Regions from separate parts of the Homo sapiens genome. Here region 1 is linked to region 2. The links are chromatin loops, found by intact Hi-C in ENCODE. Cell type or tissue: heart right ventricle. All regions are shown on one strand. Links, peaks and the distances in the headings refer to the core of each region. The heading gives the core; the rest is flanking DNA.

Evidence for each region. A loop is a pair of places that touch in the nucleus more often than their neighbours do. Peaks named below come from ENCODE experiments on the same cell type or tissue, not always from the same donor. Only the 100,000 strongest peaks of a DNase experiment are listed, where the experiment ranks them.
Region 1: it touches region 2 in a loop (4-fold over the local background); 32 of 110 quality-filtered maps call a loop at or near these places.

The regions. Positions count from the first base shown.
Region 1 is chr11:15,322,603-15,333,288 of GRCh38, reverse strand. No RefSeq gene overlaps it. Among named protein-coding and RNA genes, the nearest start is that of INSC, 210 kb to the right of the region's middle. In heart right ventricle, for the core only: a CTCF peak has its summit at 5,407; a DNase peak (open chromatin) is centred at 5,388.
Region 2 is chr11:15,646,187-15,656,872 of GRCh38, reverse strand. All of the region lies in intron 4 of LINC02751 (long intergenic non-protein coding RNA 2751), which reads right to left. Among named protein-coding and RNA genes, the nearest start is that of LINC02751, 99 kb to the right of the region's middle. RefSeq lists a silencer at 6,470-6,559. In heart right ventricle, for the core only: CTCF peaks have their summits at 6,490 and 6,702 (motif pointing left); a DNase peak (open chromatin) is centred at 6,642; H3K4me3 peaks cover 1,570 bases; H3K27ac peaks cover 2,795 bases.

The sequences.
Region 1 (10,686 bases), core at 1,650-9,649, 320 kb after region 2:
GTGTGACCTTGAACAGGAAACCTCAGTTTCTCTGTCTTTCAGGTGGAGTTAGCAAAGATCTCTACTTCACAGAGCAGTTGAGCTGTATGTATGAAAATCTGTGCCAGCAAGGCTTCTAGCATAGTACTGGCTTACAGAAGGCAGTCAATAAGGGAAATTTCTTTCTCCATTCTTCCCTTTAGACCTTCCTAACTAGAACCTAGACCTGTCAGATGACCCCCTTTCCTATGTGGCAAATAAAGGCTGCTTGATCTTATGATCCCTGGGCTACAGTTTGTGGTGTTTGTGTACATGAATACTGAAATAAAAACCCATAATGGAATAGCTGGATTTTTATTTTCTCTGACCATTATTAATAAATATTTGTCCAAATATCATTTTATTCAATAAAGATGAATTGAGTAACTACTATGTTCCAGGCACAATGTACACTGAGATTATTTAGAAGTGTGTCTGCACCTTGGATTCCCCAGAAGACACTCAACTGACAGACAGTGGGAGGCATTACTAAGGAGTACATTTAAGATCCACTCCTGTTAAAGGGAGTTATTATGGAGTGAACTATGTTCCCCCAAAATTCATATGCTGAAATCTTAGCCCCCAGTGATACTGTATTTGGAGTTAGGGCCTTCAAGGAGATAATTAAGGTTAAATAGGGTCATAAGAGTGAAGCCATAATCTGATAAGACTGGAGTCCCTATAAGAAGAGGAAGAGACACCAGAAATCTCTTTTCCCCGTGAACATAGAGGAAAAGCAACATGAGGATACAGCAAGAAGGCAGCCATCTGCAAGCCAGGAAAAGAGCCCTCATCAGAAACCAACCCTGCTGGTTGGTTTCAACCAAACTTGATGTTGGACTTCTAGCCTCCAGAACTGTAAGTAAATAAATTTCTGTTGTTTAAGCCACCTAGTTGGTGATATTTTGTTATGGTAGCCTGAGCTTACTAAGACAAGAAATGAAGGAAACATGAAGGGCAGAGGGAGACACTGAGCTGTAATGCAGTCCCAATTAAGACCTCACTTGGCCCCATAGAGAGCTCTGGAGCCTGGATGGTCACTCAGAGTCATCTCTAATGGTAGTGAGAGTCTGGGTCTTTATGCTCCCAGGTCATCAGACATTGGAATCAGGTTGCCCTTAAAAAGAGGCATAACCCTGGAAGAGATAGTTTTCTTCAGTTGGGCAAAACCCAAGAAGGCTGATGGGATCCATGCAACACAGCATCCACTCACAATGTAATTCTTCATGGGGCTAGTGAGCAGGGCCCTTTATCCAGTACCTACCGTGTGCCAGAAACTTCACTCATGACATTTTATTTGATGTTCACAATGCTCTCATGAGACAATACCTGTGTCACAGAGAATGTTAAATAACCTGCCCAAAGTCACAACGGTGATAAACAACATAGCTAGAATTGAAAAAAAGGCCTATCTTCCAAAGACCCTACTCTTGCCTTGACATGATGCTGCCACTCCATAGGTAACTTTCGTCTCCTGCAAGATGTACTTCCTGTCCTTGTCTAGCAGTTTCTTGTCCCCATGGCACCTTGTACATCTCCCTTGAAAGCCTACTTCACTTTACCTTATAACAACCTTATTAGTTGGCACTTATTTGTCATTTACAATGTCCCAGACACTGTGCTAGCTCTATTCTTATATTAATTCATTTAATCTTTCCAATGGCCCTCTGAAGCATTATTTTTGTCAGTCCCATTTTACTAATGAGAAGGCTAATAAGACACATAGCTGTTAAATAAATTTTCCAAAGACACCCAGCCAGGATTTGAACTCAGGAGGTCTGTTTCCAGATATAATGGCCATGCCTGCCTCCCTTCTGATCTGCATATACTTGGAGAAAGTGGCCAAGTCTTGTTCATCTTTTCTACCCCAGTGCCTTAGCTGGAACTAATGTATAGTAAGTTCTCTGTAAGATTTTCCCAAATAACTGAATGATGCCTTGCACATGAACATTTGGAAAATGATTTCACTTGATTTATATGGAAAAAGCCTAGAAGAAAAGACACAAAATCCATTTGCTCTGTTGAAATAATATCTTTTTAAGAGCTCAAAATTTGTGGTGGCAAACTATCTCTTCACTTCCTATCCCTGTTGTAAGAGCAGACATCTATTCCATTTCTGATTGCATTGCTGGTGGGATGAAGTTTTCCCTAGGTCCATGAGGATCTAATCCAGAAATATCCCAGGCATCACAGTATGGTGCTGGCTTTCCAAGGATCCTACAACCGATTCTACGATGAAAAAATCAAAATTCCCATCCCCACTGCAACTCTGAGGTGATATTGGAATTGAGACCCAAATAACAAGAAGTAGCCAACCTTGTGACAATTTGGGAGAGCAGCATTTCAGGCAAGGGGAGAAAGTGGGTGTGAAGACCCTGAAGCAGGGGAGAAAGTGGTGTGAAGACCCTGAGGAAGGACTAAGCTTGCCAATGTTTCCAGGGATAGAAAGAAGGTCAGTGTGCTTGAAGCAGTCGAGCAGTGGTCGAAGTAGTGGAGTAGAGAAGGATGGAAGAATGGTAAGTCTTAAGACCTAAGGCCTGAGAAGCAGGAGGGAGGACACAAACTGTCCAGACCCTTACAGGCCATAGAATAATGGGGAACCATTGAAAAGCTTTAAGACAGAGAGAAATGTAGTATGATTTCACAGATCACTGTGGCTGCTGAGTGAAGAATGAACTGTAGATAACAAAACTGGAAGCAGGGAGACTTCATTCACTTTCTTTTTTTCTTTCTTTCTTTTTTTTTTTTTTTTTTTGAGACTGAGTCTTACTCTGTTTACTGGTTTACCAATTTTGGCTCCTGATTCCAACCCCAGTGTTCCTACTGAGCAATTCAGTTTCCCCAGTTCCTTCCTCCCTCATCCGAGGCTCCCCAAGAATTGACCTGCCATGTTGTTAGCTACTTGGTCACCTGCCTAGCTGGCTCTGCGCAATTCGGGATCAGATGGGTAGTCTAGATCCCAAAATGGCAGTGATTTGATTCATAATTGTCACTTATAACCCCTAAAGGTGTTGACTGCAAGATCCATGAAGGCATAGCAAGAGTTGACACTGTTCATCGAGGCTTCTGTAATGCCACACAGAATGGGTGCCCCAAAGATGATGGTTGGGTGAACGGATGGCTATAGATGTCCTGGATGCTCACTGCCAGTCTGGGATGGAGGGAGCCTCCACTGATGGAGGAATCATGGGGAGGAGTTTCAAGAAAGCTGCGGTCCAGCAAACAGTGCTTATCTTGAAGGCTTTATGCTGGCTGGGTTGAAGCAGCGCAGAGGCCCTTCCTTGGACCAGGTAGGACCCACTAGGTTGCCAGACTGGTTCATTAGTGGCCTGACATTGCACATCTGCAACTGGGTAACTTTTATTTTAACTATGGCCTCCCAGCCGTAATGAGGGCTCATAACTATGTTTTATATAACACAGATTATGCGTTGGCATAGAGCTCATAAAGGGGCACTGATTATGAACTATGCTGGGGAGTCTGGGGTACACCATCCTGCTACCCAGTACAGAACACCCATCCATGTGGGATGGATTTGAATCAAAAAAGGATGGGTAATTTGGGAGGGAAGGGTGCTGTGAGTGCAGGACTCCTGGCAGACCAGGAAGGGTTTCTGGGATATGTCTGTCTCCTAAACCATCCTGGTACCAACCTGTTAGAATTCAAGACAAACCTGGGGCCTGATGAGAACACTAGGTGCAGGAGAAAGTCATTTTTTATTTTCTTAAATGCTTTCTTACTCCTTCATATTTATATATACATGTGCAAACATATACAATATTTGATTTTGCTTTCATTGAACTTATTTTATAAAGGTGGCCACCCTTCATTCCTGGACTTGGTAATGGGACAATAAAGGATTTCAGAGGACTGGCATAAGGTCTGAATCGAGACTTGGATTTTAGCATCATACCCGCTATTTGCTAGCTGTTACTTTGAATCATATATAATACACCAACTCCTTGGATCTCAGTTTTCTCATTCATAATATGGGAGCATCCTCTCTCCCATTTGGGGCAGGGTTGTTGTAAGATTTAAAGTGTAACAGTAACAACATGTATTGAGACATTAGTGTTAGGCACTTTATGTGTGTTAATTCATTTAAGCCTATCAACAACTCTCCCTGGTAGGCACACATGACATCTCTGACTTTAAAATGTGGAATCAGAGAGGTTAGGAATTTGGCTGTAGGTCACAGAGCTAGACAGTGAGGGAGGCAGACTTCAAGCCCAGGTAGTCTGACTCCAGAACTAAAGAACCCAGCCCAGTCCTTAGAGCAGAGTAAACGCAAACAAATGGTGGGGCTCACCATCATTTTTACCAGCTGCATACCAGTTGCATGCCTAAATCTCTGTGACCATCATCAGGCCTTGGGTATAGCTCAAGGTCCTTATTAAAGGGATGGAGACATCATTGAGTTCCTTGAAAAGGCAGAGTTGAGGCCTGGTGCCCCTGAGGCCTGATCCCCTGGTTACTGAGGAGGCAGGTAGAGCCCCTCCCCAAAGGTAAGATGGAAGCAATGACAGCAGGAAAAGAACACAGGGTAGAAGACAGGAGATCTGGACTCTACTCCCAGGCTGTCACCTGCCTGCTATCCTCGAGGTTCTGCCTAGGGGATGACAGGGCCTGTCTGGGCTGGCTTTGGGATCAAGATGTGAGGAGTGAAGTGCAAGAGGGAGAAGCCAAGAAGCGCCCACTGAATGCAGGTGAGACTAAGTAATGGGTCCTCAGCCCCATCTTGCGGGGCTTGCTTCCTGGAGGTCACCCATCATATTCAGGTGGTCCAGCTCCTTGTCCTGAGGAAGCCACAAGGCTCAAACACTCAAACCTTGGTAGGCAGCGTCAGGGAGCCAGAGCTCTGGCCCAGCCCAGCAAGGGTCTATGGCATACCTGGTTAGAGCCCCCATCCAGCCTCGGTTTATCCCATGAGTAAAATGAGGGGGGTTGACTAAACAAATTTTAGTGCCTCTAACATCTTGAAAATTCCACGTCCCCAAGCCTAACTTCATCCACAGCCATATACAATATCCTTAGGGCAGAGCAATTTCATTTACGTCAAATGATTTCCCTGCACATAAATAGGAGTGAAACAAAGGCCTCCTTTCTCTGAATCGTTAGTGCTCATGCAGACACACACACACTCACACACATGCTCGTACACCCTCATAATGCTTCTACAGCCCACCCCCACCCAGTCATGCACAAAGGCACACACACACTGGCACACAGAGGCACAAACACCTGGACTCTCTAGGCTGCTCCTTCCCCCACCCCCACTCCTGCTCATTCCCCACCCCAACCCTCTTCCAACACCCTTGCTGGGAAGCAAAGAGGCCTTGCCTGCCACTGTGAGTTACCTAACCTGATGGGCTGGTGCCACCCCATGGTCAGGATCAGAAGTGCATCCTTGTTTCCAAGACCCAAAACGGATTGGGAAGGGTCCCAGGCCATTTGGTCCATCCCCCTTCTCCCTCTAAGAAGGCTGTATCCCAAGATGCCCTACACAGATTAGGTTGTCTAGGGTCTTTAAAGCCTTTCAAACAAGGGTTCCTCACATGATGCCCCTAGTTCTTTCCAAAGGTCAGAGAATTGCCACTGATACTCTGGACACCCTTGAGCTAGAGCTGAAAAATATTGGGTGCAAACTGTGTGCTCACATCATTCTAGACGCTTTAGCTGCAATATCTTTTTAATCTTCGTAACTGCTCTTTTCAGGGCACATATTGTCTTCATTTTAAAAAGCTACAGTCAAGAAGAAATGGCACTAAGATATGACCCCAGCTCTGTCTGACTCCAAAGTCAGTGTTCTTTTCAGTAGCCACTTGGCCATCCTGGACTTCAGCTTCGTCATTTGTACATGATTAGTTCCAATCATTCAATTTTTCATTCATTCCTTCAATGAGCATGTATTGATGCCAATCATTCAATCATTTATTCCTTCAGTGAGGTTTGATTGAGCACCTATTATGAACCAGTATCTTGTTAGGGGCTGAGAATTCAGCAAGCACCAAGGTGTGGCCCTTGCCTTAAGGAGCACCCCGTCTTCTAGAATCAGTGACCACTCATGTCCTCCTAGGTCCCTGATTCTATGACTTTTCTTTGCCAAGTAGGACAAAGGCCCTGAGGAGAGGCCAGGGCAAGAAAAGTGAACAAGTTCTAGTCCAGAGTGATAAGGCTCTCAGCCCACAGAGGAGAAGAGCAGTCATGTCCTTACCCAAGTGTCCCCTGGTCCACACCCTGCTAGTCTGGGATTGCCTCAAGCCTGCCCAGGGCTTAGACCCACTTGAGATGGAAGGGGAAGAAACTGTGGTTATCTGGCTTCTGAGCAGTTGTTTCTGGGGGTACTCCAGCCAGGTTAGAGCCAGAAGCAGGGAAGCATGTCAGAAGCTGGAAGATGAAGTGATGGAACGAAGCTGTAAAAATTGTGTTTCTTACTACTGCTCATGATTCTGACATTCACAGCCCCTGTTTCCTGATTCCAACCTGTGTTCCTAGTCATCTGTCTCTCCAACTGTTTCCTCACTGATTCACACTGCCCTGTGCTCACTTTCTATGTCCAAACACCCCAATGTTTGCCAGCTCCTAACCATCACTCTTTCTCTTAATAATTAATGGACAAAGAGATAGAAGAATGGAATCCTGGAATGGCAAGCACTGAAAGAAATCACCTAGTCCAAACCTTGTGGATGAGGAAAATAGGCCCAGAGAGGGATAGGGACTTGTCCATGGTCACACAGCCAGTGCGTAGTATAGTATAGTATAGTATAGTATAGTATAGTATAGTATAGTATAGTATAGTATAGCCAATAGTACAACTGGGCTTGGATTTCAGGTATCCCTCTCTAGTGTGAGGGATTTTTTTCCATTTTTCTTCTTTCCCATCCATTTGCAATTTGACACTGATGAGTCTACTTCAATCCCGAAACATCTTTCTATCCTTCTCCTCTCCACTTCCCCAATTCAACCCCTACTATAGCATAACCCCCTTGAAGATAGAAAATATCTTTCCTTTCTTCAAAATCTTAATTTCTACCACAAAAATTTGCATGTAAATGCTTAAGATTGGAGGGATGGATGGACAGATGAATGAAAGAATGGATGAAAAAATGGGCAAAAGCATAGATGGGTAAATTATCTTAATGTCTGCACTCCCACCTTACCTAATTTTCCTATCTCCAATTTCACTACAATTTGGCCTATCCTGCACAAGGATATTAGAGTGACTGTTTTTAAAAATAAAACTGAATCATTCTCTTGCATGTGCAAAAGCATTTGAAGACATTTCTATCATCTAATGGACAAGTCAAGACCAGGTGTCATACAATATTATCTAAGTGGGCCTGTTACATGCCATCCCAACCTCATATGCTACTAACCACACAAACACATAAACATACACACTCTAAACTCTTAGGAACACCTGATAAGTTGCCATGCCCTGAATAAAGCATACATGCCCTCATCTCTAGGACATTTTTGTGCCATTCCCCTATCTTCAGATTCTTTTCTTCCTAGTACTAGAGTCTGTTAAAGTCCTAACCTTTCATCAAAGTCCAATTCAAATGTCACCTCCATGAAGTCTTCCCCAGTTTTCATGATGAAATTGCAATGCTCAGAGCAGGTAGTCCTTCAGGCTTTGGTAAGCATGGCACACCTCATTCTGCTCCTTCTAGAAATGGCCTTTCAAGACCTTTATCCTGGACATTGTAGTTTATCATTGTGTGTCCATATCTTCTAACAGACTCTTGGCCACAGATCTGACACACAAAGTTAGTGCTTATTTGGCATTTGTTGAGTAGATGTTCTTCTTTCTGTTCCATATGCTTAAATTGCCCCTAACAGTTCAGCTATATTTCATTCTAAAACCACTTAAGTTACTTCCTAGACCATTATAAACAGGAGCCCCATGGGAGCTGGATACAGTGTTTCCAAAGAGCCACAGCTTTTAGGGCAGGGACAGGAAGGGATTGCAAAGCTAAAAGCAATGTGTAAGCCAAAGTAGATCTCTTAAGGAAGAATGAGGGCTCAAGGAAAAGAACTAGCTCTCCTGGGTGGAAGACCCAACAAGTCAAATTTTGAATCAACATAAAGATCTTTTTCATGATTAGAGGTGTACAGCAATAAAACAGTCAGCCTCAGCAGGCAGTGTATCTAAGCAGTGGCTGTAGACCAACCCTGAGGACAAATCTGAGGACATGGGTTATTGTAAAGGGAATCTCCTCAATGGGAGTGAGGTCAAATCCCATGACTGGTAATGCCCACTCCAGCACTGAGAATCTGCGATTCCATCAGACATCCCAAGGGTGGCCCAAGCAAAATTACCAAAAGCTAAGTTTGACTTTTGTTGCCCATTTTCATCCCTCACTTCAGTGCTTCCTCTTACCTTGATCCCCCAAGATTTCTGCCACTGTAGAGTTTATGAGGGTAGGATAAGCTCTTATTGCCCCTCTGGTATCCCCTCAGCCCATCCTGGAGGTTACCTGTGTTCTCATATACATCAACCTCCCAGACGGTCCTGGTGGGGTTTAGGCCCAAGTGCCCACAGCAGTAACGCACACACAATAATGCAACTTCCACTGGCTTTTCTGCTTACCTTGTTCACTTTCCCAGTGTCTCACTGTTTCCTAAGATCATTTGCCAAATAATCGACTTGTACCCAAATTTTTGTCTTAGGGTCTGCATTGGAAGATCCAACCCACTCTTCACAATGAGGGACAAAAACAGAGAGTCCGCAGTTACTCAGCACTGTATAGGAAATCCATTTTGACCTTGAACAAGGTAATAAACCTCTCTGAACCTATTTTAACATGTTAACAGAGGTGAATAAGATCTAGTTCCCAGACTTTATAATATTGTGACATAGCTCTCTATAGACAATAAGTTGGAGATCTCAGGATAAGAACATTCTGCATTACCCAGGTAGGTCCTAAATCCAATGACAAATGTCCTTATGAGATACAGGATAGAAAAAGACACAGAGGAGAAGGCTACGTGAAGGAGGAGGCAGAGATGGGAGTGATGCAGTCACAAGCCAAGGAATGCCTGGCGCCATCCAAAGTTGGAAGAGGCAAGGGCAGATTCTCCTCTAGAGCCTTTAGAGGAAGCTCCCTTCTGCTGACACCTTGATTTTGAGTTTCTGGCCTCCAGAACTGTAAAGGAATACATTTCTGTTGTTTTAAAGCACTAAATTTGTGGTAATTTGTTATGGCATCCCTAGGAAACTAATACAAAGGTATTATTGTCCTTGTCTTACAGATAAGACGACCAAGGCTTACAAAAAAGTAGCCTATCCAGAGTCATTCAGTCAGAATATAACAGAGCTGGGATTTGAACCCAGGTCTACCTGATACCTTAGTAGCCACTCTTAATCAGCACATCAAATGAAATAAGTGAGGCAATATGCTTAGCACTGTGTCAGGCATGTGAGAGATGCTCAGAGAGTGTTAATTTGCTCACTCCATCTAAACTTTCCCTTTCTGTTGCTCATTATACCCACTGACCATAACTAGGTGGTCAAGGTTAATCAGATAACCCCATTCCTGCTAATCCATGAGTTAACTCATCACCTCTCCTGGAGTGGGCTTCCACCTGGGATAGAGTTACACGTGCCTAGAAGATTCTTAAGAATCAACTTGTCTGGTAAGTATTTCAACTTCATGGCAGCTGGTGGAAAAGATAGATGGGGGCCTGTGTCTTGAGTTAATGTCAGTCTGAATTGAAGATGTGCCAGCATCATCAGGACAGATTCTTTAATTAACCTGCTAATCCTGTCAGAGATTGGGTTCACTCTCTTTTTCCAGAAATGTGTTATGTGTCTCTTCTTTCACCACTTTGTCATTTGCTCTATTTCAGATTTAAGGTGTCCTTTAAGCTGTGCTTAAAAAGATTCTCCATCCTCCAAGGCAACAGCTGTTGGAGAAGTGGCCCCTCAAGCAGTCTCTCATTGCTTCACCATCACAGCTTTTCTTGCAGTGCCTGCTCATAGCAGAGAGTCAGCAATTTCTATGTAATAAATATATATTGAGTAAATATTGTGTGCCTGGCTTTATGCTATGCATTGAAAAAGACAAATAAATGAATGAGACCTGAGTCCTGCCTTCAAGCACCTGCTTTCAGAGAGGCATAAAATAAAACAGGTGACTATATTGTTTTCCAATCTTTTCACTTTACGGTGGGCGCAGAAAATGATTATTTTAAGAGTCGATGGAGATTAATTTACAAGGCTGTTTGTGGTCACAGGCAATCACCCCAGGGGTTCTAGCTCCCTAGTCCCCACCAAATCATCCCACAGACTGGGGGAACCACTATCTCCACACACTAATAATCCATTAATCCTGTACCATTTGAGAAAACATGCTATAGAAAACCAAAGTTCTCATATTTCCTCTTTGCAGGCATTTCACAAATGAATTCTGAAGCTAAAATCCAACATCAGCATTCTTTTCCAATTTGTAGAACACATATTAATGAGGAAATTCCTTTAGCTACAACCTTTCCTTCCCACATTTTTTCTTTACAATTTCAGACCCAGCTACCGCTGCACTGCTAGACTGGCCTCACAGGACACAAAATGAATGGGCAAAGAACAAGTTGTTAACAGGAAAACTCAGAAACAATGGATAATGTTTAGTTCAACAGCTTGTTTTGTTTCTTGTTTTGTTGTGAGCA
Region 2 (10,686 bases), core at 1,803-9,802:
GTCAGGAATGAGCAGAGGCTAATGGCCTCTGGAAAGGCAAATTGGAATCAGGCCATAAAATCCATCCCAGAGTTCCAGGAAAAACACATTCCTCAATACCATTGCTGTCGGATCAAAACTGCATCTCTGTTTTCTATCAGAAAGTTATCTCATGTAGAGTGTCCACGAGCAAGGTGCTTCTTGAAGAATTCTTTGGGTCTCAAGCTCCCCTTCTGAAAGATGGAGCTAAATCACCCACATCTCAAACCTGAGGAATGGAGGTCCTAAATGTGACAATGTTTAGTGAGACAGCATGAAGTGATAGAAGCACTGGTTTGGCACCAACTGACCACAGCTCAAATCCTGACTTTGCTCTTATTAGCAGGTTACCTTGGAGAAGTCACTAACCCTTTCTGAGACCCAAACACATCATTTAGTAAATGGGGACAATTATACCTGATGGTGAGTGTTGTGAGAATCGAATGCTACATCCCCTAATGCATGATAGCAGCTCTACAAGTTTTAATTCCCTCCACCTCACACCCAGTCTCCTTCTCTGGGAGGAAAGCAGTCCAAAATTCAAGGCACCATTGCCATCTTGGTTTCTGCAAATGCTCCTGACAAGTCTATGGCACTTAGGACACGGGGGCCCTGTTCTTCCTGGTCCTGGGAAACATGAGGTCTGCTCTGAAGGCTCCAAGCCACCTTTGTTGGCAGAAGCACCTGTATCTTCCTCCCTTCTCCTCCTCTGAGGTCCAAGCTCTATAATGAGACTTCATCAAACTCACCCAATGTGAGGTTTCAGTGACCTTCATAAGGAAATCCAAATACTTTGCAAGGTGCTCCGATTTGAATACGTCCCCCAAAAGTTCATGTGTTGGAACCTTAATTCTTAATGCAGCAGTGCTGCAAGGTGGGGCCTTTAGATGGACATTGGGTCATGAGGGTGGAGCCCTCCTGAATGGATTCATGCCATTACCACAGGAGTGAAATGTGGGTTGCTGTAAAAAGGGAGCTCTGGAGCACTGCGATATCTTCCGCACCTGCTTGCTTGCCCTTCCGCCTTTCCGCAATGGGATGACGCAGCAGCTTTCCACAGTTCAGTTACCTGTGGTTAACTGTGGTCTGAAAATATTAAATGGAAAATTCCAGAGATAAATAATTCCCAAGTTTTAAATTGCATGCCGTTCTGAGCAGTGTGATGAAATCTTGGCCCCACCCAGGTCATGAACCATCCTTTGTGCAGTGCATATGCTACCTGCCGGATAGTCACTTAGTAGCCCTCTGGGTTATCACACCGACTGTCACAGTGCTTGTGTTGAAGTAACCCTTGTTTAACTTACAGTGCAATGCAATAAGATATTTTGAGAAAGAGTGATAACATTCACCTAATTTTTATTATATTGTTATAATCATTCTATTTTCTTATTAGTTGTTGTTAAACTCTTACTATGTCTAATATATAAATTAAACTTTATCATAGGAATATGTATAGGAAAAACGTCTTTTATACAGGGTTTGGTGCTATCCATGGTTTCAGGCATTATCCACGGAGAAGGGAGCACTACTGCATTCTGAACGCACGAACTCTCTCCAACCTCAGGTGCTTTGCTTATTTGTGCTGAGGGCTCACTCATCCTGGGATGCCCTTTCCTCTATTCTGCAACTAGGAAAGGTCTTCTATTTCAAGATCTAGCTCAGATGCCTCCTCCTCCCTTGTGGGTATAGCCACCATAGCTTTTTCTGGTCCTCTTTGGGTTTGTAATCTGTCGTGACACAGTTATTATTCTGATACTAAGGCATTACAGGCTCTCTCAGAAAACCCCCATGCCTTTTCATCTCTGTGTCCCTGGGATCCTCAGAAACCAAGCTGATTATAAAGCTCTTAAAATCCTCCCAAGAATCCTATTGAGTTAGGCACTATTATTGAAGAAACCAACGTTCAGAGACACTAAGTAGCTTGTCTATAGTCACACAGCCAGTGGTTGAAGAACAAGAATTTGAACCTGGAGAATCTCACTTACAAGTCTGTGCTCTTTCCACTGCTCTATAAGCCTTTCCATGATCTCCTTAAATCTTCCACCAACCCAGGAGGCAGGCAGGGAAGGCCTCTTTATAGAAGAGGAAACTGAGGCTGATGGGAATGGTCACTTCCTAAGTCTTCCTGCCTTGTCATTCCAGGAGCTGACTAAAGTTCTGGGTTTCTTATTCCAAAACCGGGCCTCTGCACAGCCACAGGCTCCTGTCAGTGACCTGCTGAGTCACCCGCTCCAGAAAGCCACCTGCAGCAGGGTAGGTGGAGCCTGGGCTATGGCAATACCTGACAAATTCATGTGCCTTTCAGGGCTGTTCTAAGCCCCTCTCACCACAGAGGTGACAAGCAAACGACAAGGGGCATCTCTGCTCCCAAGGGATTCCAGTCACGCAAACTCTGCCAATTAAGGCTGGAACGATGTCATCTCCTGAAATGGCATTTTAATGAGTGATGGTTCCGGGATAAATTGTTATCTTGTGATCCCTCGTTAGAGAGCTTAATTAGATCCATCATAAAACACATTGATCAATAGCACTGAGCAGGTCCACAGGACATTCACCATCTGCAGGAACATTCCTACTCAACCTTTGGCAGAGCCTGGTGGGACCAATCCCCGGGCCCTAAGAGCTGCTGAGTGCGAGTTCTTGAATACCTGGGCACCATTATTCTGGTTCTTTCTTCCCTCCCTTCTTTTCTTTCACAAATATTTATTTTAGCACCGTCCATGTGCCAGGCACTGTGCTGGCTGCTTATGCTTTAACTCAGTTTATCCTCATGAATAGCTGTTATTTCCTTATCTTGCAAATGGTGAAACAAAGGCTTGAAGCCCCAAGCTGTCAACTGGTTGTAGCCCCAACAAACTGAGTTATCTTTCAGGTAACTTCTGGGGAGTGGCTAATGCAAGATGGACAAAAGTAAAAATGAAAGGAAGAGTAGACTTGATTAAACTCCTAATCCCTGCTGAGACTCTCTGCTGGGCAGTATATATATGTCACATTTAACCTTCATATCAGCGGTGAGAATTTTCATCTTCATTTTATAGTTAAGAGAACCGAGTCTCAGAAATGTTACTTGCTCAAAGTAATACAGCCAGTGAATATCAGAGCTGGAATTAAAACATGGCTTTAGGAACCTCAAATCCAGACAGGTGTGGGTTCAAACTCCAGTGCTATTATATACGCACTGTATAATTGTGTAATTTCTCAAATTATATAAACCTTCTGAATATCAGACTCTGCATCTATAATACTGAGGGTAACAACTGGACCCATCTCATACATTTATTTTGAGGATTCAATGAAATAATGCCTATCAAGCATTTGAATAGTACCTGACCCACCCATAGTGTTCAGTAAAGATTTTTCACTGAACATCCCAGTTGTTTCCCTTCAGAAAGAAATGACCTGTTTCCTTATCTATAAAGTGAGTGTAGTAACCCTTGCCCTTAAACAATTCATAGGGGAGCACTTTCAGAAAGGTAAAGTATTCAAACTTGTTGGTCACCTTCTGCATACCTGTGTGCTGGCAAAAACTGGAGTCAGCACCTATTTTATGGAAGTTTTTTTTTTTTTTTTTCTCTTGCCCAGGCTGGAGTGCAGTGGCGTGATCTCGGCTTACTGCAAACTCTGCTTCCTGGGCTCAAGCCATCCTCCCACCTCAGCCTCCCGTGTAGCTGGGACCACAGGCACATGCCACCAAATCTGACTAATCTTTTGTATTTTTGGTAGAGATGGGGTTTCACCATGTTGCCCAGGCTGTTCTTGAACTCCTGAGCTCAAGCAATGCACCTGCCTCAGCTTCCCAAAGTGCTGGAATAACAGGCGTGAGCCACTGCGCCCAGCCTGGAAGAATTTTATTTAAATTATTATTTTTATTATTAAAATAATGCACTAGCACAATGGTGGTGGGGATGGGGAGATGGATCAAGAGAGAAAGGTGGGGGTGGGTAATAAAATCAGAGTATTCAGACTTCAGTGGAAGGTAGGGATTACTGTGGTGGCCCAGGAAGTGGCCTGGGGAGTCTCACCAATGGGGCATGACTGCACTGATTCAAGGGCCTGGGCTCAAAAGGGTGTGTGTGTAGTGGTGGTATGTGCACATATCTGCATTGTGCCTGTGTGTGTCTGTGTGTGTGTGTATGTGTGTTGAACCTAATGCCCATAAGATCGTAGAACTTTTCTATACAAAAGAAAGGACTCTGGAGACTCATCCATGGATTGTGCAAGCAGGGGTGTGTGTGTGTGTGTGTGTGTGTATCTCTTTTTCTGTATTGAGGCCAGTTTCCATGAGAGGGTGACTTTTTTCACCTGTGTGCACTTGGAGATTTTTTTTTCCTTTTTTATTATAGTAAATGTAGCTTGAAAGCTGAGGATAGCATAGCTTTTCCCCGAACACAGATCACATCACATAATTTTTCTTTCAGAGAAAAGTGCTGCAAAATAACCTGCAGATGGTAAGTCTCTCTCTCTTTCTGTCCTGCTCTCGCGTGCTCTCTCTGTCTCTGTCTGACTCTCTCTTTTTCTCCATCTGTCTCCATGTCTCTCTGTATCTCTATCTCTGAGGCCCTATTTATAGCTTAAAATGCTTTCGCATTTTCACACTTGGCATGTAAAATGCCCCCGTATTACATAAAATAGCATGCATTCGGGTTTGTAATTAGATCGTTGTTTCATCCCAAGTTCCACACATAATGATGCTGGACCTTGTTCCTTATTCCCTAGTACTACCTGCAAATACTGCCAGGTCTGGGTATCCTGCCCTAACCCCTTCCCCAGTTTCGTTTTTGCCAACTCCCAATGACAATCCTGCAACCTCACTGCTCCCTGCTCCCTTGCTGATCCTCTCCTGCAGCCTTCGCGATGGGTTCAGCGTTCTTCGGCAGCGGCTCAGAGCAGCCCGGACCTCCTCTCTTTCTCTTTCTCTTTCTTTCTCTCTCTCTCTCTCTTTGGCATGGCCTGAACAATCGCCTCACTCTGTTAGCAAGGCCATCAGAATTTCTGAACACAGTCACAAAATTTATATCCCTCCAACTGCCCCGATATAAACACTACCCAGAGGAAAGGGAGGAAAGGTCTCTTTTCTCTAAAATAAGGAGACGCAATTTAAAAAAAAAAAAAAAAAGCGGGGGGGAGGAATCAAGATTCATTTTTAAGCAATCTGGACATGTGTTAGAGGATATTGCTGAGAACAATTAGGGATGTATGAGTGAGAGGTTTATTTCTCACTTGCTTGTCAGGTCAGAAGACAATCTGTTTATTTTCCTGCTACAGTTTTATTCGATAAACTGAAAGGATGGGAGCTAGGAAAGAGGGTATGAACAGGATGTGTGCTATCAATTTGTCAAATAAATAATCGTGCTTGGAAACAACAGATTTTATTAATTAGACAGGATAGTGTATTATTACCATTAAAGTGTTATATTGCATTAATTTTTATATTTTACTCCGCTACTAATTACTGTAAAAGATTTCGGGAATGAAGCAAAATAAAATCATGCCGCATTATACATAATGTAAAGATAGCGTGAATTAATTTGTCGGCCGCTCCCCGTCTGCCTCCGGGAGAGGAAGAGGCATGGAAGGGCCTCCGCTGCTCGGCTTGCCGGCCGCTCCAGAGCTCTGCACCAGCGCTGCTCCCGCCTTGTCGCAGGAGGCAGCTATGAAGACCTAAGGTTCAAGACCCGGCTCAGCCGCGAACTTGCTTGGTACCCTTTGGCAAATCACTTCTCTGAGGCCTCGGTTTCCTCTTCTGTAAATGTAAACATCCCTTCTTTTTTTTTTGCCTTACGGGGTGGTTGTAAAGAGCTAACGAATTCCCGAGAGTAAAAGTGCTTTCAAATGTCAGAGGTGGGGAGACGGGTTGAAATCCAGTACAATAAGAGTAGGTAGACAGAGGTGGGGGGCGTCCGGAGTTCAGACCCTGCAGGGGCAGGTCTGGTCAGATTTAATGCTCAGAGGCTGCCAGGGCAGGGGGCCTGGAGAGTTAGGGCTTGGGAGGGAATTAGGGCTCTCCAAGGCCATCCAGCGGTCGTCTCAGCCACCCCCTCACTGCACAGTGCCTGGGAGCGGGGGCCCATGGCCACACCCTGGCGTAGCCGAGTTCCTCACTGTAAATGCAGACTAGAAGACACCCCCGTTATCCCCAGGCGCTCACACCAGGGAATCCCCCACTGGGTATTGGCACAGTGGAAAAAAGCACGATTCTCGTCAGACAGGACCAGGTTTTAATAACTGCACAGCCACGCAAGAGCCATGTGGCCACAGCCAGTCCCTTAACCTCTCTGAAGGGCAGTTTCTTCCTCAGTTAAAAAAAAAAAAAAAAAAGTTGTTTGCTCAGGAAGAAAATTCCCACGCTGGGCACAAGTTCTGGCTAAGGAGTCGGCGGGCTGGGCCCTCACGAGGGTGCCAGGGTCCCCAGGGCTCCCCATGACAGCACAGCCGCATGGGGACCAGGAGCCCCAGCAGAGCCCTCCCCGTCCAGCTCCATCCAGGCGCTGCCTCCCGGGTCCTCGCTGACCTCCGCTCGGGCAGAAGCCACCGAGTCCCAGGGCGGCCCCCAAGCCCCACCCCGGGGGCGCGGTTCTCCCTCGCTCGGCGGCCGAAGCCCAGCCACGTTTTTCTCCAGGCTGGGTCTCCGCAGCCAGGGCCAGGCGAGGGCCATTTCTCACGACCCGCTGCCACCTACCGTCCGCAGCGGAGAACTGCAGGCCGAGCGCGGCAGGCCTCTGGGAAGCTGCCACCCAGATGGACCAGATCCCCAGGCGGCGCTCAGGCCTCTCGGCCTGGAGCCCCAGTTCCCAATGTGTTCCGGATACGTGTTGCAGCCTTGTGGGAACAACTCAGCTGGCCACCTGAAGCCCTGATGCTCTGGCTTGCACTGTCACTGGGGTAACTGGACCCCTGGGGACACAGGGGCACGAGGGCAAGCCACTCCCTCCCCATCCGGCTATAGTCTCCTTTAGAGGCCTGAAAATCCTGCCCCTGGGTTTGGAGGGCTGTCTCTGGCTGCTTGAACTGGACCTGATGTAGGGCTTCCAGAGACAATTGTCCCGGTTTCCAGTTTCCAGAGTTAGAACTTCGCCTGCCCTGCAAGTCTGACCTGAGTCTGAGCTGGGCCTGCCTTCAGCTTTCTCCGTATTCTCTGGATCCCTTATGTGACCCTCTCTTGGGGCATGGATCAGGCAGCCCTGCAAAATAGCATGGTCCCAAATCTTGACTTCTCCACTCACAAGCTAGCTTATCTGCGGTAAGTGACTCAGCCTGACTAGGAAAACTCCTAGTTTTCCTCATCTTTAAACCAGCAATATCAGTAGTAACTTCCATATACGGTTGCCATGAGGATAAAATGAGTGAATATATATATACAAAGGAATTAGAACAAGGCCTGGCACACAGTAAATGGCTTATACGTGCATAGTAGTGCATTATCCAAGCATTAGGGATTATCTGTGTCGGTGTTATCTGTGTGCCTGTCACAAGACTTCCATTTGATTGTGAACTCCATAAGCATAGAAATCATCTCTGATTCAGCCATGAATCCTCAGCTACTTGCACACAGAAGGATGCAGTACCACTTATCCATGCATTCATTCATGCATTTAATAAATATTTATTCTACTATGTGCCAAGCACTGTGCCCTGGGGTTACAAGCATTAATAAAGACAACGACCCTTCCCTTATGGAGGTTATATTGTTTGGAGAAGACAGAAATAGAGCAAACAAGTAAGTCGATAAAATGGGCACATCTTGTAGTAAGTGCAAGAAAGAGAACAGCCAGACTCTTTGAAAGAGAATGAAGGAGGAGGAGCATGGAAGAGAGCTTTTGGATGGTCAGGGAAGGCATTGCTTCTAAAGGCCTCTGAAGAGGCGATAATTAAGCTGAAACTTAGATGAAAAGGAGGAAGGGGTATAGGCAAAAGATGGACTGCATCTTATATGAAAAGGATGCCTGGGGTATAGGCAAAAGATGGACTGCAAAGGAGCAGGAGGAAACTTCCCAAGGTGATGGAAATGTAACGGTGGTTGCCTAAGTGTATTTATAAAGTTGTCAAAACTCATCAAACTGAACCCTGAAAAGGAGTGAATTTTATTCATACAAATTATGCTTCAGGTTGGGCTCAGTGGCTCACGCTTGTAATCCCAGCACTTTGGGAGACCGAGGTGGGTGGATCACCTGATGTCAGGTGTTCAAGACCAGCCTGGTTAACATGGTGAAACTCCGTCTCTACTAAAAATACAAAAAGTAGCTGGGCCTGGTGGTGTGCACCTGTAATCCCAGCTGCTTGGGAGGCTGAGGCAGGAGAATCGCTTGAACCTGACAGGCAGAGGTTACAGTGAGCTGAGATCACACCATTACACTCCAGCCTGGGCAACAAGAGTGAAACTCCATCTCAAAAATAATAATAATAATAATGATAATTATTATTATTATTATTATGCTTCAATAAAGCTGATTTAAAAATAAAAGATGGTAGCCAAGTAAAAAATCAAGGAAGAGCATTCCAGACATAGGAAAAAAGAGCTGATGCGTAGCCTCTGAAGCAGGGAAAATCTTTTTGCATCCTAGGAAGGCCTGTGTGGATGAAGCAGGGTAAAGAAGAGGGAAGGTAGCAAGAGATGAGGCAAAGACATGACATCCTGGACCTGGTGGGGTTAGGATTTTATTCTGTGTGAACAGAAAAAGCCCTTGATTTGCTATCAAAAGTCCTAAACCCTGGTCTGGACTTTCTAGCTGTGTTGTCTTGGATGAATCATTGAACTATTGTGAACATTTTTTAAATCTGTAAAATAGGAATAAAAATGATATGCAGGGATCCCATCAAAGGGGGCTGCAGCCAGGGCTGACTATGAAGGCAGGTTGACACCTGATGCCTGGGGATATACCCACATATTTTTATTGGGCACTCAAAAGATTGCTTATTGAATTAAAATAGTACATGCCTGTATGGAGCAGAGACCTATGACCTTTCAAATAGCAGTTGGTGAGTGGTGGGGAGGAAGAATGGGAATTATTCCCATAATTATGGCATTGACTAATTAGGGCATTGAGTCCTTCAGTGTGTCCTCACCTACCCAATACTGTTTTTCTCTCTTATAGAAAATTCTTATTTTCCTTGGTCTCATAGCATGTGTCACAGTTTATTATTATGCATTTAAATTCTGTGCATCTTTGTTCAGTGTCTGACTTTCTGCAGACTGCAAGCTCCATGAGGACCAGAACTGTGTCTCTTCTCTAAACCACTGTACCCCAGTATCTAGCACTGTCATTGGTACATAGGAGGCACTCAATAAATACTAATTGAATGAATGAATGAATGACTATAACCATCCATTTATCCAAAGACAATTAACTATCCACAGGGCCCTTTCTGCTTCTTCCTAAATAATCCACCTTCTTCCCCTTACCCACTGGAAGCTCATCACCTAAGCCTTCCTTTTTGGGTTTTCTCCATCATCCTCATTCTAAATTCAGCACCGCCCAACCCCACAGAGCTTCTTTCTTTCTATTTTAATAAACATCTACACAAAATTAAGGAGAGAAAGACTGGTGGTTGTGTTTGATTTCACACTGGTTTTGACGTTTGATATTGTAAACTTCTTTCACCTTAATTTGATTTTCTGAAGTAGATAGGGTCAGATCAACTATAATTCCCATTTTCCACATGAGGAGCCAGACAGTTGAAGAGATGGATTGACTCATCCCATGGCATAGCTAGGGAGTGGCAGGGACACAGCTAAACCCTGGGTCCCATGGCTCTAAATTCCATGATCCTTTTCCCTTACAGGATCCTCTGCTTGATGGTTTTATGTGCAATACATTTCTCCCTTCGCATCTTAGGCACTGATGGTCCATGACAAATCGTGATGAGGGTTCTCCACTGAGAAAAGATGATAAAGACTCTCAGGAGCAATACTGCTCTTACTGTAAGTATCTAATCCACTTCCAGTGGCCATCAGGGCAAATGGAGGACATTACAACACGATTACATGCATAGATCCCAACTAAGTCCTCTAGAGCCAGATCTGCCAGGTTTGCATATTGGCCTTGCTACCTTCCAGCCCTCCAACCTTGGGTGATTTATTTCAGGTCTCTGTGCTACAGGCTCCTCATCCTAAATTGGAGATAAGAATAGTGACTACCATATAGGGTTTCTGGGTGAATTAAATGAGTTAATACATGTAAAATGCTTGGAAAAGTGTCTATCCAATAGAAAGTGGCCAGTTGATGTTGTCCTTCCTTCCTTCCTTCCCTCTCCATCCCTCCCTCCCTCCCTCCCTCTCCTTCCTTCCTTCCCTCCTTCCTTCCTTTCTTCCTTCTCTTTCTGTATTTATTTCTCTCTCTACTTCTTTCTCTGTTACTTTTTTTGTTCTTCTCTTTACTTTTCTTTTTTCTCTCTTGCTCTATATTACTTATTCTTCCTAAATTCCTGTCTCTTCCCTGAATGTAACTTCACAATAGTGCATCAATAAACATTTGTTGAACCAATACATAAATGAGTAAAGAAAAAGGAAAGAGAAGGAGGGAGCTGATGTCTGGCACAGGATGTGAAGAAATGAGGATAGAACAAAACAAGATAATCTTGTGTTTTTATATGTTTGTTTTTATCTTAATGTATAAGCTATAAGAGGTAAGACACTCTCATCCTGTTTTACCATGGGAAAGTCAAGCAACC